Linked DNA regions of Homo sapiens: region 2 is linked to region 1. A link is an interaction called in ENCODE POLR2A ChIA-PET data of the cell type or tissue named here. Cell type or tissue: K562. All regions are shown on one strand.

The links. ChIA-PET counts read pairs that join two places held together with the same protein. Peaks named below come from ENCODE experiments on the same cell type or tissue, not always from the same donor. Only the 100,000 strongest peaks of a DNase experiment are listed, where the experiment ranks them.
Region 2: POLR2A ChIA-PET joins it to region 1 with 9 read pairs; 4 of 35 experiments call an interaction of 5 or more read pairs at or near these places.

Annotation. Positions count from the first base shown.
Region 1 is chr22:21,001,415-21,006,414 of GRCh38, forward strand. THAP7 (THAP domain containing 7) reads right to left here and starts at 704. Exons shown (of 4, transcript NM_030573.3): 1 at 418-704. The coding sequence starts at 497. THAP7-AS1 (THAP7 antisense RNA 1) reads left to right here and starts at 508. Exons shown (of 2, transcript NR_027051.1): 1 at 508-1,415. RefSeq lists silencers at 368-537, 558-667, 1,309-1,699. In K562, CTCF peaks have their summits at 770 and 970; DNase peaks (open chromatin) are centred at 397, 757, 1,527 and 2,558; H3K4me3 peaks cover 2,224 bases.
Region 2 is chr22:20,801,281-20,806,280 of GRCh38, forward strand. PI4KA (phosphatidylinositol 4-kinase alpha) reads right to left here. Exons shown (of 55, transcript NM_058004.4): 11 at 3,694-3,885; 12 at 3,020-3,120; 13 at 1,911-2,040; 14 at 693-825. Among named protein-coding and RNA genes, the nearest start is that of SERPIND1, 30 kb to the left of the region's middle. In K562, a CTCF peak has its summit at 2,845 (motif pointing right); DNase peaks (open chromatin) are centred at 2,841 and 4,802.

The DNA.
Region 1 (5,000 bases):
TGGAGCCACAAACCCGTGAGCACCAGGCTGTCCACAGCCCTGGGCTCATGCTGCCCAAGCACCCCAGAGGGGAAACGCAGACCCAACACGCGCCGCCACGAGACCTCCCTGCGACCCCGCCGGGTAAGCACCACCGCCCGGGCACAGACGAGGCAACGGAGGCCTCGAGAAGAAAAGCAGTTTCCTCAGCGTCATCTGGCAGGTAACAGAGTGGGGCGGGTCCAAGCCGGCTAGACTTCCCGTCCTCCCCTTCCCGACTGCATTCAGTCCCGCCGGGACCGTTCCGCTTCACCTCCCACCCACAGGTTCAAGCCTCCTCAGTATCTGAGAAAGGCGCGAAGCCTCTACGCAGTTGCGACCCGAGGCGAGCAACAACTAGCGCATGCGCACGTGAGCCCGCGGCGCACGCGCGCTGACCTGTGGAAGGAGATGCCGCGGTTGCGCGTCTCGCGCGTGTCCCGTGTGCAGCAGCCGGCGGCGGAGCAGTGACGCGGCATCTGGGAAAGAGGCGGGAGTTAAGTCGCAAGCGGCTCTCCGGGCATCCGGAGGAGCCTCGCGCCTCCAGCCGCCGCTCCTCCCCAAGGGGCTCTGGCCTGTCGGGTCCCCCCCGGCCCGTTGTCGCCCCAACCCCGTCCCAGCCGATTCTCTTGACTTCTGTCAGCGGCACTCACGCTCTGGCCATTGCTGCGCCGCCGAAGTCTCGCGAGGGGTAGCGCGCGCCGGAAGTTGGTACCATAGAGACTGGAGAGCCGGAGGTGCCCCCGCCACCGGGGCGGGGCGGGGCGAGGTCCTAGCTAGCTGGGTTAGTAAGCGGCGCGAGCGTGCGAGTTTCTGACGCGCCCGCGTCGTCCCAGCTCCCTGGACTACCAGTATTGTCGCCCACGTGGGCTTCTCTTTCGTCCGCTCAGGCCTCACTTTTCTCCGTAAACACCCCGGCACGATGGAGCGGCCCCAGCGTTCGGGAGCGGCCCGGGAGCGGAAAGCGGCAGTGTCCTGGGAGCCTCGAAAGCCGCAGGGGCGGCAGCTCGCCTCGGAATGACCTCTGACGGAAGAAATAAAACGGGGCCTGGGACGCTTGCACGAAAGAACCCGACAAAAACCAGAGCCCGCACTCACTCTCGTACTGGGGAGGTGGACTTCAGGGAGGGTTATCTGGAGGAGGAATCTCTCAAAGTACAACACAGGAGAAAGACAGTATCGCAATACAGAAATTTTATTTTTTATTTTATTATTATTTTCCTGAGACCGGAGTCTCGCTCTGTCGCCCAGGCTGGAGTGCAGTGGCGCGATCTCGGCTCACTGCAAACTCCGCCTCCCGGGTTCACGCCATTCGGCTGCCTCACCCTCCACAGTAGCTGGGACTACAAGCGCCCGCCACCACGCCCGGCTAATTTGCAATACGGAAATTTTAATAGGTAATTAGCTCTCCTAGCGTTATGGTGGGGAATACAGAGGGATGGTTGCCTGCCGCACCCTCCCCTCACTATTCTTCGCCTTCTTCAGCCTCAGCTTCCACGGAATCCATGCCCACATCTTCATAATCCTCCAGAGCTGCCAGATCCTCGCGGGCCTCGGAGAATTCCCCCACTGCCATGCCCTCCCCCACGTACCAGTGCACTAAGGCGCACTTGGCCGAACTTATGGTCCAGGCAGGCCCAGGCCTCCGTGATGGCCGTGGTGTTGCTCAGCATGCACACCGCCCGCTGCACTTTGGCCAGGTCTCCCACAGGGACCACCGTGGGGGGCTGGTAGTTAATGCCCACCTGTCAGAGATGGGCAGCATAGAATGAAGTTTATATTGGCCTCAGAAATGGGAGCTCATTAAAAATCAGAGCTGTGGACCAGTTCCAACACTGTGTTTTAAGAATTGCTTCTATATTTTTTGGCATTATCTGTTATCTATCGACAATTAATATCCTTTGACGACTTTTTTTTTTCTTTTCTTCTCCTTCTTCCTCCTTCTCCTCCTTCTTTGTTGTTGTTGTTGAGACAGGGTCTAGCTCTGTTGCCCAGGCTGGAGTGCAGTGGTGCAATCTCGGCTCACTGCAACCTTTGTCTCCCAGGTTCAAGCAATTCTCCTACCTCAGCGTCCTGAGTAGCTGGGATTATGGGCATGTAAGATGGAGCCCGGAAGACGGAGATTTCAGTGAGCTGAGATTTCGCCACTGCACTCCAGCCTGGGCTACAGAGCGAGACTCTGTCTCAGAAAAAAAAAAAAATTATTACCCATATTACCCATACAGTAAAACACATGAAAAAGAATGAGAACCCTGTCTTGGGATATAAATACATCCAAGGTATATTGTATACTTTGTAAAAAGAAAAGTGAGTTGAAGTCTATGTATTTATGTGTAAAAAAATCCATGTAATAACATACACAGGCTAGAACCTTGGGCAGCTAGGGTAGCATCATGCCGGAGGAGGACAAACGCCTGCTGAGGTGGTGACCCTGCCTTGCCCTGCCAAGCACGTAGCAGTTAGCACCAACTAGATACAGACACACTCCACAGGAGTTGGAAGGGGCAGAGAGAAGGGTTCGTACCCTGATCAGGGAGTGTCCTCCCACAACTCTAAGGCCAAGCCTATCAGCCCTTCCAAGTGGGAGTGCTGCCAGCTTTCTGTTTACTGTGACCACCTGTGTGCAGCAATTGGGTCTGTCACCTACAGGAAAGGGACATACATATCTGCTGGCCACTGTCAACATCACCTGTATAACAAGAGATTAATATGCCTTGAATATGTACAGAATGTTTTTCAAAGGACAGAAGCAGCTCTGGGGAAGAAGAGGACTTCAGCTTTTCAGTCTTCTGCATTCTTTCAGTATTTTGCCACATATCAGGTTTTGTTTTGTTTTTGAGACAGGGTCTCACTCTGTCACCCAGCCTTGAGTGCAGTGGTGTGATCTTGGCTCACTGCAACCTCTGCCTCCTGGGTTCAAGCGATTTTCCCACTTTAAGTGATCCGCCTGCATCAGCCTCCCAAAGTATTGGGATTACAGGTGTGAGCCACCGCGCCCGGCCCATATCAAGTTTTTTTTTTTTTTTTTTTTTTTTTTTTTTTTTTTTTTTTTTTTTTGAGATGGAGTCTTGCTCTGTCATTCAGGCTGGAGTGCAGTGGCACAATCTCGGCTCACTGCAACCTCCACCTCCTGGGTTCAAGCAATTCTCCTGCCTCAGCCTCCAGAGTAGCTGGAATTACAGGCAACCGCCACCATGCCTGACTAATTTTTGTATTTTTAGTAGAGATAGGGTTTCACCATGTTGGCCAGGCTGGTCTTGAACTCCTGACCTCCGGTGATCCGCCTACCTTGGCCTCCCAGAATGCTGGGATTATAGGCGTGAGCCACTGACCGCACCCAGCTTTTTTTTTTTTTTTTTTTTTGAGATGGGTTTTGCTCTGTCGCCCAGGTTAGAGTGAAGTACAATGGTGCCATCTTGGCTCACTGCAGCCTCAACCTCCCGGGCTTAAGCAGTCCTCCTGTCTCAGCCTCCTGAGTAGCTAGCACTACAGGAAATGTGCCACCATGCCCAGCTAATTTTTTATTTTTTGTAGAGACAGGTTTTGCCACGTTGCCCAGGCTGGTCTCAAAGTCCTGGGCTCAAGCCATCCACCCAATGGATTACAGGTGTGAGACACTGTGCCTGGCCAACATAAGTACTTTTATAATAAAAAACCCAAATGTTCGTATTTTTTTTTCTAAGGGTCTTGTTCTGTCACCCAGGCTGGAGTGCAGTGGCGCAGTCATGGCTCACTGCAACATCTGCCTCCCAGTCTCAGGTGATCCTCCTACCTCAGCCTCCCAAGTAACTGGAACTATAGGTGTGTGCCATCACACCCGGCTAATTTTTTGTATTTTGTGTAGAGATGGGGTTTCACCATGTTCCCCCAATGGATCCTGAACTCCTGGACTCAAGCTTTTTTTTTTTTTTTTGGTGAGAGAGGGTCTCACTTGGTCACCCAGCCTGGAGTGCAGTGGTGCAATCTTGGCTCACTGCAACCTCCACCTCCTAGGCTCAAGTGATCCTCCCACCTCAGCCTTCCAAGTAGCTATAAGTGCGTGGCATCATGCCCGGCTAATTTTTTGTATTTTTGGTAGAGATGAGGTTTCACCATGTTGCCTAGGCTGGTCTCGAACTCCTAAGCTCAGGTGATCCACCGACCTCAGCCTCCCAAAGTGTTGGGATTACAGGCATGAGCCACTCGGTCCAGCCCCCAAATGTTTTTAAGCATGGAAAAGACTCTTCGAAAATAGCATATCCGAAGCTGGGTGCAGTGACTCACGCCTGTGATTCCAGCACTTCGGGAGGCCAAGGCGGTTGGATCACTTGAGTTCAGGAGCTCGAGACCAGCTTAGCCAACATGGTGAAACCCTGTGTCTACCAAAAATACAAAAATTAGCCAGGCTTGGTGGCGCATGCCTGTAATTCCAGCTGCTTGAGAGGCTGAGACAGGAGAATTGCTTGAACCTGGGAGGCGGAGGTTGCAGTGTGTTCCATTGTACTCCAGCCTGGGTGACAGGGCGAGACTCCATCTCAAACAAACAAACAAAAAAAAAGCAAATGGTTGTTAAAGAATGTATGGTTGGCTGGGTGCGGTGGCTCACACCTGTAATCCCAGCATTTTGGGAGGCCAAGGCGGATGGATCAACTGAGGTCAGGAGTTCAAGACCAGCCTGCCCAACACGGTGAAACCTCATCTCTACTAAAAATACAAAAAATTGGTCAGGCGTGGTGGCTCATGCCTGTAATCCCAGCACTTTGGGAGGCCGAGGCGGGCGGATCACTAGGTCAGGAGATCAAGACCATCCTGGCTAACACGGTGAAACCCCGGCTCTACTAAAAAATAAAAAAAAAAAAAAAAAAAACGTTAGCCAGGCGCGATGGCGGGCACCTGTAGTCCCAGCTACTCGGGAGGCTGAAGCAGGAGAATGGCATGAACCCCGGAGGCGGAGCTTGCAGTGAGCTGAGATTGTGCCACTGCACTCCAGCCTGGGCGACAGA
Region 2 (5,000 bases), 200 kb before region 1:
AAGCTTTAAAAAAGTATAAATGCAGCCAGGCACGGTGGCTCACGCTTGTAATCCCAGCACTTTGGGAGGCTGAGGCAGGCGGATCACGAGGTCACAAGTTTGAGACCAGTCTGGCCAACATAGTGAAATCCCATCTCTACTAAAAATATAAAAAATTAGCCAAGAATGGTGGTGTGTGCCTGTAATCCCAGCTACCTGGGAGGCTGAGGCAGGAGAATTGCATGAACCCAGGAGGCAGAGGTTGCTGTGAGCTGAGATTGCGCCATTGCACTCCCGCCCCAGGCAACAGTGCAAGACTGTATAAAAAAAAATGTATAAATGGGGTGGGTGCAGTGGCTCACACCTGTAATCCCAGCACTTTGGGAGACCAAGGCAGGTGGATCACCTGAGGTCAGGAGTTCGAGACCAGCCTGGCCAACGTGGTGCAACCCCATCTCTACTAAAAATACAAAAATTAGCTGGGCGTGGTGGTGGGCGCCTGTAATCCCAGCTACTCGGGGGAGGCTGAGGCAGGAAAATAGCTTGAACCCAGGAGGCAGAGGTAGCAGTGAGCCGAGATTGTGCCACTGCATTCCAGCCTGGGCAACAGAGCGAGACTCAATCTCAAAAAAGAAGTATAAATGTCTCTTATTTTGTAATAACCCGCTTGTCTGGAGCACTGCTGTCTACTCGCCACTTGCCCAGCTTCCCACCTGCAGATGTTGTCAATAGCGATGTCTCGGAGCTGCTCGTACATGGAGGGCTGGCTCTTCTTACCCGACATGACGTTCAGGGTTGACTCGGAATGCTCATTGGTCACACTGATTTTTATATCATTGCCAGCAACTGAAAGTAAAAAATTCAAATATATACCTAGTTAGGCCTATCATTTTCCATCACCTTCTTTGTAATTCAAAAACCAAGATAATATGCTGATCATTTATAAAAGCAAAATGATCACTCTAAAAACATCTGACCAAATATTTCAGAAAGAGAAGAGTCTAAGAGCAACAGGAAATAATATGTTTAAATCAAAAGGAAGAATATTCAAGTTAGAAAGTGATAAATACAGAAAACTACCAATTTCTCAATCAACTGTTCAAAAGTACTGATGACCAACCACCAAAGGCAGCTCTGAGGGCGACTGAGGCATGGCCCTGTGCTTGGAGTTACCTCACTAATATGTACAAAGCCTGGTGAGGGTTAGGGATGCTTGCGGGAGCAGGGGCCTTAGAGCCTGAGAGAACCCTCCCCACTACGGGGTTCAGGGAAGTCTTGTTTTTTGTTTGTTTTTGAGATAGGGTCTTGCTCTGTCACCCAGGCCGGAATGCAGTGGCGCTATCACAGCTCACTGCATCCTCAACCTCCTGGGCTCAAGCCATCCTACAACTTCAGCCTCCTGAGTAGCTAGGACTACAGGTGAGCGCCATCACGCCTGGCTAAATCTTTAAACTGCTCTGACTTTAAGTCTTCATCTGAAGGGGAAGATAAAAACAGCCACCTTCATGAGACTGTGGGTAAGAGGGTGATACTACATCAGAGACACTAGCACACAGCAGGTGTTTAATTAATTAATGTTAATTATTGTTTCATCATATGTGGAAACATCATAATCCATTCTCGCAGGGGTAGCAGGGACTGGGCCCCTGGCTAAGTGTTTGGGGCACACAGGATTTGCATTTCAGACTTCCACAGTGAAAGATGTCAAAAAGAAAACAGGACTTGAAGGGGCCTTTGGTGTAACAGGAATACAGGATGAGAGAAGGCCGGGGAAGAAAGGCCTGGAGCTTGGAGGGGACGCAAAGGGAAAGACAGAAGGAAAGGTGTGGCGAAGGAATGCACCCAGGTACAGTCATGAAACCTGTGTGAGGCTCACACACAGTCACAGAGCCCCTTTCTCAGGGCCTGAAGGGCACATAGTCTGTTATTACCTGTGTGGTACTGACTGTGGTACTTGTAGAGCTTCACCAGAACTGGGGACGGGATGACCAGGAAGTCTCGCAAGGACGGTGTCACAGAGTGCACCACCACCGGGAACCTCTCGCACAGGCGGCCCAAACCCTGCAACACACCATCAACCTGTCACATGGCCTGTGGTATGGGACCATCTGAGTAGGCCCTGAGCAGGGAGGTGCTCAACCCTTCAGTACCCAAGTCTGACCCAAAACTTCGAAGGTCAAAGCTCCCACAGGCCACCTGCCCAGGACATAAAAAGATGGAAGCGATGGTGCTGACTCTCCTCCACCTATAGGGGACATCAACTACTATTTTTTTGTTTTGTTTTTGAGACAGGGTCTCGCTGTCGCCCAGGCTGGAGTGCAGTGGCACGATCATGGCTTACTGCAGCCTTGACTTACTGGGCTTAAGCAATCCTCCCACCTCAGCCTCCTGAGTAGCTGGGACTGTAGGCACACACCATCATCCCTAACTAATTCTAATTTTTTAAATTTTTTGTGCAGACGGAGTCTCACTATGTTGCCCAGGTTGGGCTCAAGCGATCCTCCCACCTCTGCCTCCCAAAGTATCGGGATTACAGGAGTGAGCAACCGTACCTGGCCAGGGGATATAGATTGTTAAAGTGTGCTCATCTCTTTTGGAAGCATACTAAAGAAGAAAGGGACAAAATATAATTTTTAAACAATGGCAGGTGTGGAGTCAGTGGGATTGTGACAAGGTTAAGAGTCTCGGCAGAGCAGAGCTAGCACTGTGGGTGTCAGGAGACATCCCCTTGCGTGGCCCCATGGCACATGTCCACAGTCCTTCCCCCACAGGCCTTGGGAATGGCCCCCAGCCTCACAACAACGGAGAACTGAAGCCAGCTGCACCCATATGCCACTGACAGAAAGCCCTGGCATCCTGCAGGGGGCAGCCCACACTCAGTGATGAACTGTGCACAGCACGCACTGGTTAAAGCTCCTAAAGACAGAACCGGCAGGGTCTCCGCTGCTGGTGTGCCCACCACAGCCTGAACAGCAACAGCGTGACAAGAGGGAGGCCCTACAGGTGGGATCTGAGCCTCTCTGGGTTCAGGGAGACTGACCTGCAGACAGCAGATCAGCAGGGGCAAGTGAGCAATAATGACTTTGCTGGACGTCTTGGACTGCAGCTTCTCAGATAGCTTGATGCAAAGGTTTTCTGCACCTTAATTCAAAACCAGAAGAGGAGATGAGTGATCAGCACAGGCCAGTCTTTCTAACACACTTATCCACCAAGTAAGCACAGAATTTAATAAAACCCCAGAGACATACTTTAGGCAGGGCTTATTCATACTGAGAGGTCACACAGTGTGTGACACTCTCTCTCTCTTCTCCGCTGGCCCTAAGCCCCCTTGTCCCCGCAGTGTTCATTCCACAGAAAACTTCCCATTCTACTCCTCCCCCAGAAAAACACTTCACCTGAAGGCACTGAGCTTCCATGTCACCACAGAAAAGCCTAAAGAACCAGCAAGATGCAGCAGAGAGCATACACAGGCCCTGAGGCCACGGGCATCCCCATCCTCCCAGGTCCAGTGCCCTCCATGCAGGACAGGACACCAGACGTGCAGAGCACAGCAGGGGCTAATGCTCCACTCTGCACGTGCCCAGGAGGCCTACTGCAACTGCCTGTGCTGGTAACAGAGCCAAGTGTTCTAGAAGTAGTTTGGGGAAACTTGTGGCAAGAAAGCCTCTGGGTCATGCCTGGAGCTCACATGAGAGGCAAGGCAGTCTGTCTCACCCTGCTCGTCCTTCACAGCCCACACCATGAGGTCCACACAGGCAGCATTCGCCTGACAGCGCAGTTTGAGGGGGCTCAGCTCATTGTGGATCCGGTCTGCGTCATGTAGAATCTTCTGGAGCTCCCCCTGGCTCGTGTTGAACTGCTCCAGCACAAAATCATGGATCTCCTTCACAAAAGAGGTCGGGAGGTCTGTAGGAAAGAGTGTGGCATCACAGCTGGGAACAAAACTACAGTAGAACACAGGCAGTGCTAGCAGCGGCTACAGTCTTCCCCTTTTAACAAAAACCCCAGAAAAGTAGCATTTGCTACTGGCCACTGTGGGTCCTAGAATGCCCACTGGAAAGAAGTTGGATAGGAATTGCACAGCTGTCCTCCACGTGCACACAACCTGGCAATCAGAGGAAATGATCATTTCCCAGGGATGTTACAGCCATGCTTTGTTTTAAGCAGTCAACGTACTAAAACCTGAATACATGAAACATATAAATTGGGAAGTATCGTTGCTGGAACTACTTCCACTGACAATATGAGATACTTCTGTGATTTTTTTTTCTTTTAAGAAAGAGGTTGTCAGGGCCAGGCGCGGTGGCTCACGCCTGTAATCTCAGCAACTTGGGAGGCCGAGGCGGGCAGATCATGAGGTCAGGAGATCGAGACCATCCTGGCTAACACGGTGAAACCCCATCTCTAATAAAAATACAAAAAATTAGCCGGGCGTGGTGGTGGGCGCCTGTAGTCCCAGCTACTCGGGAGGCTGAGGCAGGAGAATGGCGTCAACCCGGGAGGCGGAGCTTGCAGTGAGCCAAGATCGTGCCACTGCATTCCAGCGTGGGCGACAGAGCGAGACTCCCATCTCAAAAAAAAAAAAAAAAAGAAAGAAAAAGGTTGTCAGATAAGGGCAAAAACTGGTTGCAGCCTTGAGAAGAGAATTATCTGGATCTTCAGAGCACTCACCCTGAGTTTGAGAGACTTTTCAAACTCTCATCCCCAGGGCCTGGAAAATTCAGGAGAACCACCATGATGCACGCACAAGTCAGCCCAGCCAAGGCAGCCAGCAACACACAGCAGGGGTGGTGGGGAGGGCAGGGGTAATCCCTGATGCCCCTTCTTAGGGAGTTTCAACCCTTGCCGTGGCCCAGATGACTCAGCTTCTGAGGAATGTTCAGAATCAGATTAGGAAAGTGGTTACTAAATTTTGGTATACCTTCCTGACAAAATATTATGTGCTCATCAAAACTTAAGCTTACGAAGAACACTCAACAGTGTGAGGGGAGAGCATAGGAAAAACATTTTGTAAAATGCAT